2 separate regions of the Homo sapiens genome follow, and region 2 is linked to region 1. Evidence: read pairs that join two places in POLR2A ChIA-PET (ENCODE). Cell type or tissue: MCF 10A. All regions are shown on one strand. Links, peaks and the distances in the headings refer to the core of each region. The heading gives the core; the rest is flanking DNA. Region 1 has its middle 130 kb from the start of DLX6. Region 2 overlaps LOC124901703 (a long non-coding RNA gene).

Region 1 (5,389 bases), core at 288-5,287:
TTTGTTCATGAATGAGATTGGCTTATTATTTCCTTTCTAGTGTCTGTCCTTGTTTGGTATCAGGTTTATATTAATTTGACAAAACATTTTGGGAGAGCATTCACTCCTTCCTCCATTTACTGAAAAATTTCATGTGAGATAAGTATTATTTATAAACATTCCCTTTAAAATAATTTAGTTCTGATATTTTCTTTGTGAGAAGATGTTTCCTTTTGCTACTGATTTATTTTCCTTAATGGTTGTAACAGCACTTTACAACTTTTTCATGTTGTGGTAACTTGGTACAGACAAGCCCAGACTGTGGAGACTACAATAAATACCTATCTCTTTAATGGCCAGACACTGATGAACATCCACAAGCATCAAGACCATCCAGGAAAACATGACCTCCACGAAACTAAATAAGGCACTGATGACCAATGAAAATGACATTATCTATACAATACATTGTAGAAAACTGGTGGCAATTTGGTAATATCTTTATGTATTTGGGGTAAACATTCATTATAATTAAGTTAGATAGCTATAAGTAAAATAAAACAGAGAATTTAAGAATATCTAAAATATTAAATTTTATATTCATATTACCTTAAAATATTAAATAGAAAATTTCTAAACAAAATAGTTTCAAATTGTTTTAATCAGATTTTCCTTTTGATTGAAATGGTTATATGCAATTCCTAATCAGGACTTTCAAATTATAATCTCTTAAAATGCTTGATAATCATATTTAACAAGAAACTTTTAAATATAATTTAGTGACAAAAGCTTTTCAACCATGTTTTAAAAATAATATTATTTAAAAACCTGATCACTATTCTTTTTTTTTTCACGGACAAGTGTAACATTGAAGTTTTTGTTATTTTGCCGCAGTGCAAAAAGAATTCTAGTTCAGTCAGACTTTTCTCTAATTTGTAGACTGCTTGGGCATTATCACAGTAGCCACTTTGAAAGGATAGTAGTGATATGCCACAAAAATGGCATGTCAGCCAAAGACAGACGGAGGTACCCTCCATATTGGGCTGAATAAGTATCTCCCCCAAAATTCATGTCCACCTGGAACCTCAGAATGTGACTTTGTAAATGGGACCTTCACAAATAGATTAGTTAAGATGACGTCCTACTGATTAAAGTGGGCCCTAAATCAAATAACTGGTTTTCTATAAAAAGAGGAGAGGACACAAAGAAATACATAGTTGCATAGGGAAGAAGCTATGTGATGATGGGGGCAGTGATTAGAGTGATATAGCTACAAGCCAAAGAACGCTAAGGATGGCTGAGAGCCACCAAAAGTGTGGAAGAGGCAAAGAAGGATTCTTCCCTAGATGTTTCAGTGGAAGCATGGCCTGCTGATTACATGATTTCAGACTTCTAGCCCCCAGAATTATGAGAGAATAAATTTATGGGGTTTTTTTGTTTTCGTTTTTTTTTTTTTTTTGAGACGGAGTTTTGCTCTGTCGCTCAGGCTGGAGTGCAATGGTGTGATCTTGGCTCACTGCAACCTCTGCCTCCCAGGTTCAAGAGATTCTCCTGCCTCACCCTCCCGAGTAGCTGGGATTACAGGCGCCTGCCACCACACCCAGCTAATTTTTTTTAGTAGAGACGGGGTTTTGCCATGTTGGCCAGGCTGGTCTTGAACTCCTGATCTCAGATGATCCACCTGCCTCGGCCTCCCAAAGTGTTGGGATTACAGGCGTGAGCCATTGCGCCTGGCCTCTGTTGTTTTAAACCACACAGTTTGTGATGATTTGGGACAGCAGCCCAGGAAGACTAAAACACCCTCTATGAGTGAAGACAGATGAGACACACTTTCTGGAGCTTTGTCTTTCAGGAGACCTTGATTGGTTTTCCACCTTCCACACCCTCAAGCAGCTACATATTGGTTTGCATACTGCTACAGTTTGGATATATGACCCTTCAAAATTCATGTTGAAATTTGATTCCTGATGTTGGAGGTGGGACCTAATTGGAGGTGTTTGGGTCATGGGAGCAGATTCCTCATGAATAGCTTCCTGCCAACCTCCTGGTAATGAGTGAGTTCTTGCTCTATTAGTTCCTGTGAGAGCTGGTTGTTAAAAAGAGCTTGGCACCTTCTTCCTTTCTCTTGTTTCTGTTGCCATGTGATCTCTGTACAAACTGGCTTCCCTTCATTGTCTGCTGGGTGGAAGCAGCCTGAGGCCCTCACAGGATGTAGATGCCTGATCTATCCAGAATCATAGACCAAATAAACCACTTTTCTTTCTAAATTACCCAGCCTCAGGTATTCCTTTATAGCAACACACATGGATGAAGACACATGCCATGTTCCTTGGGCAACAAGCTTATGATCTCCTCCATCGACTCCACAGGCTGATTGTTATCCACAATGGTCAGTCTGCAGTTGGCTGCTGGAGTGGATGTTCAGGTTGTGGAGTTCCTGCTGGGCTGCACTCAGTGAGTTTAGGCAGTGGACAGGGCATGATGACATTAATAGGGCTCACCCTCCTCAAGAACTGTGGGACCACCACCATTCTGCCTGAGCAGTCCTCCTCAGGGCCCTGAGAGAAGCTGTGTTTGGGCAAAGGTAATTAGCCAGGTGGAAGCCTTGATTGCCCCAGGCCCAGCTGATCACCCCAAGGGCTGATGCAATCCTCACACTGGTTGTGGAACTCAGCTCTCACTAGCAAGCTTCAGCATGTACCTATATGTCAAAAATTGCCTCCAGTGCTTGCTTACCACTGTAGAGTTTTGTTTTCTCTTCTCTGGCCCTTGAGGGAAGGGATCCCTTTCTCACTTTTGCTACAGATTTGATAATTATTACATATTTTATTCAGCTTATTTGCTTGTTCTGTACTGGATGGTTTTCTATGAAAATTCAGTCCATCTTTTTGGGGGAAATGGAATGAGGCTGACTTTTCTTTTATCACAGTCTAGGTCTTCACGTGTTGCTGTGCCTTGATGTAGGATGTTGGTATATCTTTCTTGTGAAATAAGCTTGCGAAAGCACAGGAAGCTTATGTCCTTGATTTATCAGAACCTTATATTGACTACATTTTCAGAATCTTAAATCAGGATATATGGGCAGACAAATGAGGCCATATATTATGGACAAAAGGATAGAATCTTTGAAATTTAAAATTTTATGGCAAAAGCAACTAATTATCCAGTCTATCATTAGACTCCCTTGCTTTCAAATCCCCAACTGGCCACTATTTATTAGCAGTGTGACATGAACAAGTAGTTTACATCCCTTACTGTCAACATCCTTATCTGTAAAATAATATTACTTACATCATGGAACTGTGGTGAGAACTAAATAACATAATCCATATAAAGCACTCGATCCATAAAAATCCACGTTATGTTGAGCAATACAACCCTTGCTCAACAAACAGCTGTTGCTGTTATTGTTACTGGTGCTGTTTTGCTACTCATGTCAGGACTAGCCTTTGGTAAAATTAGTAGGAAAACAAGGCTTGGGTGGACATCCTCTCCTTCTCCTGCTATGTGGTATCCTCTCTCTACTTCACATGCTCCTCTCTCTTAGGCTTGCTGGGGCCTCCCAGTGAGATCTAATTCCTGATACTGCCCTTCCCTCAATGACAACAGTCTGCGCTTTGTCTCCCATTTCTCCCTGCTTTGGTTAAAATGTAGCTGGATATGCCCCATCCTCACCAGACCTTTATTTTTCCAAACTGTCCTGAAAACAATGAAAACCAAGGTGAAAATAGAGGAGAAGCTACTTAATGATAATACACCACGTAGAATGTAACAGTGGTTGTGAATGCTTCCATTTAAAAAGTACTTAATAGGATGGTTATGGGTATGTAACCAAGCCCTTGCACTGTGAATTTTTAGGCTGGAAAGTTTTTAGTATCATAGAGACATTATCCACAGAAGATGAGCAAATATGAGTTAGGGCATGAAAAAGTAAATATATAATATTATTATTCCCATTTTGCAAATGAGAAAACTGTTGCTTAAAGGCACATATGCAATTTTCTTAGGTCACACACATATTCAATGGGAAAGATGTGCATCAGCTCTTTCTAAATATAGAGCTATGGCTCTTACACACAAAGTCAGTGAACATTAATCAGTGGGTAAGATGTGTATGGGAGTCCAAACCCAGCACAAAGTACAATAGGAAGAAAAGGGTAACAGCAGCAATCATGGCAGAAAGACTAGAACAATAAAAAACGGACTTCCAGAAATTTAGAGGGTGTTTACGAAGCCATTTACTAATATGCCATCCACAAGTAATGTTTTACTGGGTAAGGAAAATTGTAGATCCCAAGAATAATACAAAAGAGAGTTAATGTCACTCTGAGACCTTGAGCCTAGCTAGAGGGATGAGAAGAATTTAGCTGTCCTTTGCAAGGAAGTTAGTGGTTACCTAAGAATCATACTTCTTCTGAAGAAATATATATGTATTATAATTTGCTGACTTTCCATGTTCATTCTTTAGTTCACTAGTCACCTGCGTAGGTAAGCTAGTAATGCTGTTTGGAATCCAATAATAATAGAATTGGCTTAAGCCTAGCAGACTATGTATCAATCAGCTTTCTGGCAATTTTGTTTCTAGTTTATCCCAACCTCATTCTGTGTATTAATCTCTTCGATTACAAATTTCAAGAATAAATAATTTCTTTCTATTGTTGATAAAGGAGAAACATCTAAACCTGATTGTACGTTTAATTGATCTCAATGTAAATAAACTTGGGATTATGGATGAATTAATCTACCAGTTAAAAAAATATCTGTAGCAGAGAATGCCCCTGCTTTAAGCATAGTCAGGTAACCTAATTTCATGAAGGCAGATTTCTTTTTTTGCTTGCAGGAAATGTAAGTGCTGACTCCTTTGTTCCTTCTGAATGTTCTATCAAAGACTATTTATAATGAGGTGCACCATTATTCAGTTGCTTTAACAATAAAGAGCAAAGTTGTTGCTAACCTCATAGAAACCAGGGCTAAGTTAAGACCCTTGTTTTCTGAACTCGAGTAGCCAACCTGATTAAAAAAGGAAAACTAAAAGATCCACTTCCTTCTCCTTGTATTTCTCATCACAACTGTTCAAAATCCTTTCTCCCATACAACCCACTGAGGTGGACTGATTTGCATGAAATTGTGTAGTGGGTGATTAAGAGGTGAATCTCTGATGTTGAAGTCCTAGCTTTGAAACTTACTAGCTGTGTTACTATGGCAGGTTATTTCACCTCTTTAAGATAAGATTCTCTCATGTATAAAGTGGGTGCAATATTAAGTTTTACAGGATTGGAGTAAAAATTAAATGGAATTGGCCGGGCGTGGTGGCTCACGCCTGTAATCCCAGCACTTTGGGAGGCCGAGGCGGGCAGATCACGAGGTCAGGAGATCGAGACCATCCTGGCTAACACGGTAAAACCCCGTC
Region 2 (5,389 bases), core at 335-5,334, 83 kb before region 1:
GTGTATTTTCTCTCTTATATTCAACTGTTTAGGAAAAGTTGAATAAAAACAAATATATGATTTCTTTTAAAAAAATTATTTATTCTGCTGAGTCTCTGTCAACACACATTTATTGTGTACCTACTGTGTGCCAAGCTCCATCCTAACGATGGTCTCTTATTCCCCCAAGATAATCTGTGATGAACATCACCTTTAATACATTGTAAGTTCTGAAAGATTGATTGAAAACTCCTTTCTTCCAGGTAAGTAGGTTATTCTCTAAGGAAAGGGCATTCATGTTCAGGTCATAAGGGCATGATTATGCTAATAACTGATCTCCAGGGTTAAAAAAAGAACCCATGTCCCTTCCAATATGCCTGAGATATAAGATAATCTACCATTTGACAAGATAAAGCTCATCAATTTCATCATCAGTAAAAAGAGGGCATAACTGGGATGTCACTAACTGCTACTGTTAAAATGAGCATGTATTAAAATCCTTATGGATGTCCCCTTCATATTCAACATTAATTAGAAACCTGCCCTATCTCAGTGTTCTTCTATAATCAATCCCCCTTTCCAGTATTACTAAGGTAACTGTAAGCCCTGCATGCCTGAACTGTCCTGGTTTACACCTGTTTTTCCAGCATAATTGTTAATTGCAACCCTGTTCACTGTCTGATGAATCTTGGTTTGGACGATAAATTATATGGTCAACCTAAGTATTAGAGTCCCTGGGATAAACAATCAAGGTGTCATTCTTATTTATTGGTATTGGTTTGTCACAAGCTGTGAAAACAGTTTTTCTTTTGCTTGTTTCTTCCTGAGTTGTCACGAAGACCTTCACATAAAATCACTCTCTCCCATTAAAGTAATTATTGAAGCCCCCTTCAGTAATGACCAGTTGTTTTAGTTTTCCTCCTCAGATTCCAAAGACCAAATGTAGAGATTATTTTTACTGGGTCAGGATCAAAATTGTTCAGAGGCACTAGCCTTGTATAGGGAGAATTTCATCTATCTAATCCACAAGAATCTTGAAGAGACATTTTTTCCTTGGTAACATTATCTCGAAGAAAGAGTCTGTGATTGACTACTAATTTTAGCCCAGAGGATAGAAAACTCAAATGTACTCAATTTCAATGTAACATATGTATTTGTGGCCTAAGATACTTAATGTCTCTAAAGTTGCTACAAGGGAATGAGTAATTGAAAGGTGAGTTTGGGTGGCCTTCTTAGACATAATCTCTGTTAAAACTATTTAATCTGTATGGTTCACAAGAAAGGTTTTCTTGAGTTGATGAGTAGAATGATATTTCTGATAAGATATTTCTACAACTATATTCTTGGCTGATGGTAGTAGCAGCACCACCATTTTTTCATTATTTAATTTTGGAAAATTGACCACTATTTTTTTCATCTAAGGCTGTGTCCTTATTGTACTGAAGCACCCAATCAACTCGATGTAAAAAAAGAAAGTCTTTTAAATAATGTGGAATTATGAAGACAAAACAACTAGTGAGGAAACTAAATTGTTTTTATCTAATTATTTTGTAACTCATCTGTGAACTATAGATAATTCTGCTGGTTTTTGCATTCCTGAAACAGTTGCTGTGAGAATAAATAATATACTTAGTAAAACATTATGAATGTTTGAGATAATAGATGCATAATGACTTCATCCTTGTTTGTAGCTTGCTTGAAAAATTAAATTGAATGAAACAGAGTAGCTTCAGTGTGTTTTTCTTCTTCTCCCTCTTTTTCCTCCTCCTCTAGTTAAAATGAAAGTACATTAAAAATTATTATTGGTATACATAGCTTCATTATAAGACACTGACAGATGCTGAAATATCAATGATACTCCTCTAGTGTTAATTTAAACAAATTCCATGCTTTTATTAATACTAAGAAAGTATCAGGAAAACTGGACTCCTAAATCCCTTCTTAACTTAGGGAACTGGGTTGAAAAGCTAAAGGAAATTTCTCCTAATAATTATGTCTTTTCCTATCTTAGGCATCAACTCCACTCCCTTCATCCTACCTCCCCTGCCTCTCCTAGGAGATGTATAAGAAACTCTGGAGAGGCTTCTTTCATATGAATTGAGACAGCTCCATTTCCAGGAGTTTCTGGGCCTGTTTATGAAACACAGCCTGAGAAATTGCCCAAAGAACCCTGCAGTTCTTGAGTGCATAGGGAAGTTCCATGACTTGGAAGTAATGGCATCAGGTGGTTGGAGAGGGTGGAGTGATAGACCAGGCTTCTAGTCTTCCAGGAAACCAATCGTACTGGGATCATCTTAATAGGTCATATATATTATATATTAAAAATATATGCAGCTTTCTTAAAAAACTAAAGGCCTGCCAAAAGAAGGTGAAGATTTCATAAGATAGAAAAATGTATTCCCTGATTAAAAATAATGACCTATTCCTAACTAAGGGACAAGAACTACCCATAATGCACTACATCTTCTTTTGGCAGGGGTACTCTGAGTAGCCTGTGCACGTCTCTGTAATTCTCAAGAGACTTACTCACTGTCTTCCAGCTAACAACATGAAAGGGATTTATTGATGTGCCAAGGCCAAGGCTTAGGTGTCAGAATTGGGAAATCTGTCATATGATTATTTGGTTGAAGAACTCTAGGTTCCGTAAATACTTTTGTTCCATGAGTGGTTCGTGGAAAAATTTAGAGGCTGCCACAGCAACTGTAAGCCTTCTGTATGGGAACTAGGCAGAGGAGAGAGTGGGGGTGGGATATGTGTTCACTGGGGAAAGGTGACATTTTTTAGGATGTATTTTGCTGGAAGGTTTACCCCCTAGCAGGGCCAGCCTTAGGAAATGCTGGGAAGTGGCTCTTTGGCAACATTTACCTATTTTGGAAGTGTTCTTCCTCTCTCCTACTCCTTCTCCCACTCCTCCCCTTTCCCCACTTACTTACCCAACCCAGAGGTGTAATTTTGTAATCTGGTTACCCAGAGTCCCTTCGTTGTGGCCCTTACCTGAGCTGATACGCTGTGGACCTTGTCCACTTCTCATGTTTGCCAAATTTCTTATCAGATTCTACCTGTATCATGCCCTATTCCCATTGGATATTTATTTCTGCCTTCCAAGGGAAAAGGAAGTGATCTGATAATCTAATTAGAATAAGAGCAGAAAAGGTAAAAACGATTTAATACATTGTTCCTCCTAATGCAGGGGTGGAGGGTAGGGGCTTTATACTTCAAGAGTGGCTTCTACAACAGCAGTGTTTTAACTTAAAGTTGTGAATTTTTCAGTGGTGAAATTCCAGGACTTATGTTTCAAATCGGTGGGAGTAATATTTTGGGGGCAAGAACATTTTTAAAACATCCTCAAAATCATGCACGTAGACAACTACCTGTTCTGAGTAAGGAAGGCCCAACTGTGGAGTTTGGGAGAGTCGGAGTATCTGTTTCGCATAGCCAGGTGTCATCGCAGCTGACAGAGGAGGTGCTGTCAAGGAGCAAGACAGCCTGAGAATGTGCCTGACTGCTCCGTCAACAGGAAGACTAGGGACTGTACACACCTTTCTCCTCCCTGGGGGTTGGCGCCATGGGCTGAGGCCAGGAGTGCCTGGGTGAGGGTGCATAGTGTATATATATATAGTGTATATGCACCTTCACCCAGGCACTCCTGGCCTCAGCCCGTGGTTTGACTACAGCTTATTCCTAAAAGATCAGAAAGGCAAATGATTCAGAAGTATGTGCAGCTGATTCATACTTGTAATATGTAATCTCACAATCCATGCCTGTTTTAAGTGTTGATGTGTTGCTGATGCAGTCTGCACTCTGCTCTCCAACTGTCTCTTAGAAAACAGCAACAATGCTTTATTTCTGATTACATAATGACTCAAGCCAAAGAACTTTTAAAAAATGCCCCAGCAGTTTTGATTTGACACTGTTTATGTTTCATTTTTGTTCTACTAATCCAATATTTTTTGAATATCTTCATAGCCTAGCCAGAACATATTCATTGAGTTATTGACTAGACAGGACTCTGATTTAACCTTAAACTCTTAGGAAAACTTCCCATGTGACTTACAGGATTTCTAGTGAGAATCAAGAGCACCATTGTTGATTCTTAATAATTATGTGGTTTTTGTATGTAAATGTGTGTCTTTCACATGCATAAATGCACACAGGGCATAAAATTTCCAGTGCCATCTAAGCATACACATGTGCACACATGCACATACACACACCCACTGCACAAATCTCTGGTCTTCATTTACTAATTGTTCTCTCATTTGAGCTAACTACTCTACTGCTCCTATAACTACTAAATAATAATTAATATGGAAAGATGCTTAAACAAAACAACCTAGAGTCATAATTGTTAAGTTTTAAGGAAGAATGGCATTGCTACTAGACACATGCAACTAAGCAAGGATTTTTGTAGGAAAGTGATGAGGTTACAGAACTGTTATAATCAGCATCTGCTTTATTGGCAAAAAGCATAAATAGATAGTTTAATCATCTTTTTAAATGGTCATATTGATTAAAACATCAAGAAATGCCATTCAGAAGGGTTTTTTTCCCCATTCAGAGTTGCAATGCAGATCTGTGTGTGAGCCCACACCATATTTGCTGTTTGTTTTCATGAAAATCACAATGCTAATACTGTTAGGGGATTATTACAGTGGTGAGCAATGCTGCAATGAGGCTAAATTCATAGAGTTCTCAATAAACCTGAGCAGGGGAAAATATATATGAGAAATAAAATATAAATATGAGAAATAAACAAAATAATTATAAATTAGGGTCAAGGCTGTTCTTTTCTGGGGAGGAAGCTATTAGTTATCATTATCGCACTACATTAAAGAAATTCTCACATCATGCAAGATTTCTAGATAATAATTGTTATAATTTTTGAGTAGCTAGTCTGTTCCAAGTACCATGCTTAGCACGTTATTTGCTTGGTTCTCATTTGGGCCTCATATTTAATCTATAGGTAGAAACTATTATCATGTCCATTTTCTATATATGGACATGATACCTAAAACCAATACCTAGAACATGTGAATTCAAAGTTGTCCCCAAACAGATCTAAGTGACTTATTTGGGAGCTGTGTTAGGATATGCAGACAGGGCGATATTTTTTTCTCTTAAACTGACTATTGATATGGGCTATCGTGTCATGATGTTTCAATGCATGGTCACACAAGCAACACATATTTTAGTTTTTGTCACATTTCAGTTTTCCCCCCTTTTCTATTACCTTTGTATCTCTGATGGACAAATCTAGCTCACTTTGAAGTTGGTTGCTATGGAATGTCTTCTCCAGTAAAATTTCAGGGTAGTTTATATTTCCCAGGAAGTCATCTTTAGACCTTTCAAAGGGATATTAACTTTTAAAAACACAAACACAGATAAAGTCCTAAATTTACCATGAGAGAAT

Evidence for each region. Peaks named below come from ENCODE experiments on the same cell type or tissue, not always from the same donor. Only the 100,000 strongest peaks of a DNase experiment are listed, where the experiment ranks them.
Region 2: POLR2A ChIA-PET joins it to region 1 with 11 read pairs; 2 of 35 experiments call an interaction of 5 or more read pairs at or near these places.

What each region holds. Positions count from the first base shown.
Region 1 is chr7:96,868,383-96,873,771 of GRCh38, reverse strand. No RefSeq gene overlaps it. Among named protein-coding and RNA genes, the nearest start is that of DLX6, 130 kb to the left of the region's middle. In MCF 10A, for the core only: no CTCF peak of the experiment used is centred there; DNase peaks (open chromatin) are centred at 2,631 and 3,391.
Region 2 is chr7:96,951,453-96,956,841 of GRCh38, reverse strand. All of the region lies in intron 1 of LOC124901703 (a long non-coding RNA gene), which reads right to left. Among named protein-coding and RNA genes, the nearest start is that of DLX6, 51 kb to the left of the region's middle. In MCF 10A, for the core only: no CTCF peak of the experiment used is centred there; a DNase peak (open chromatin) is centred at 2,531.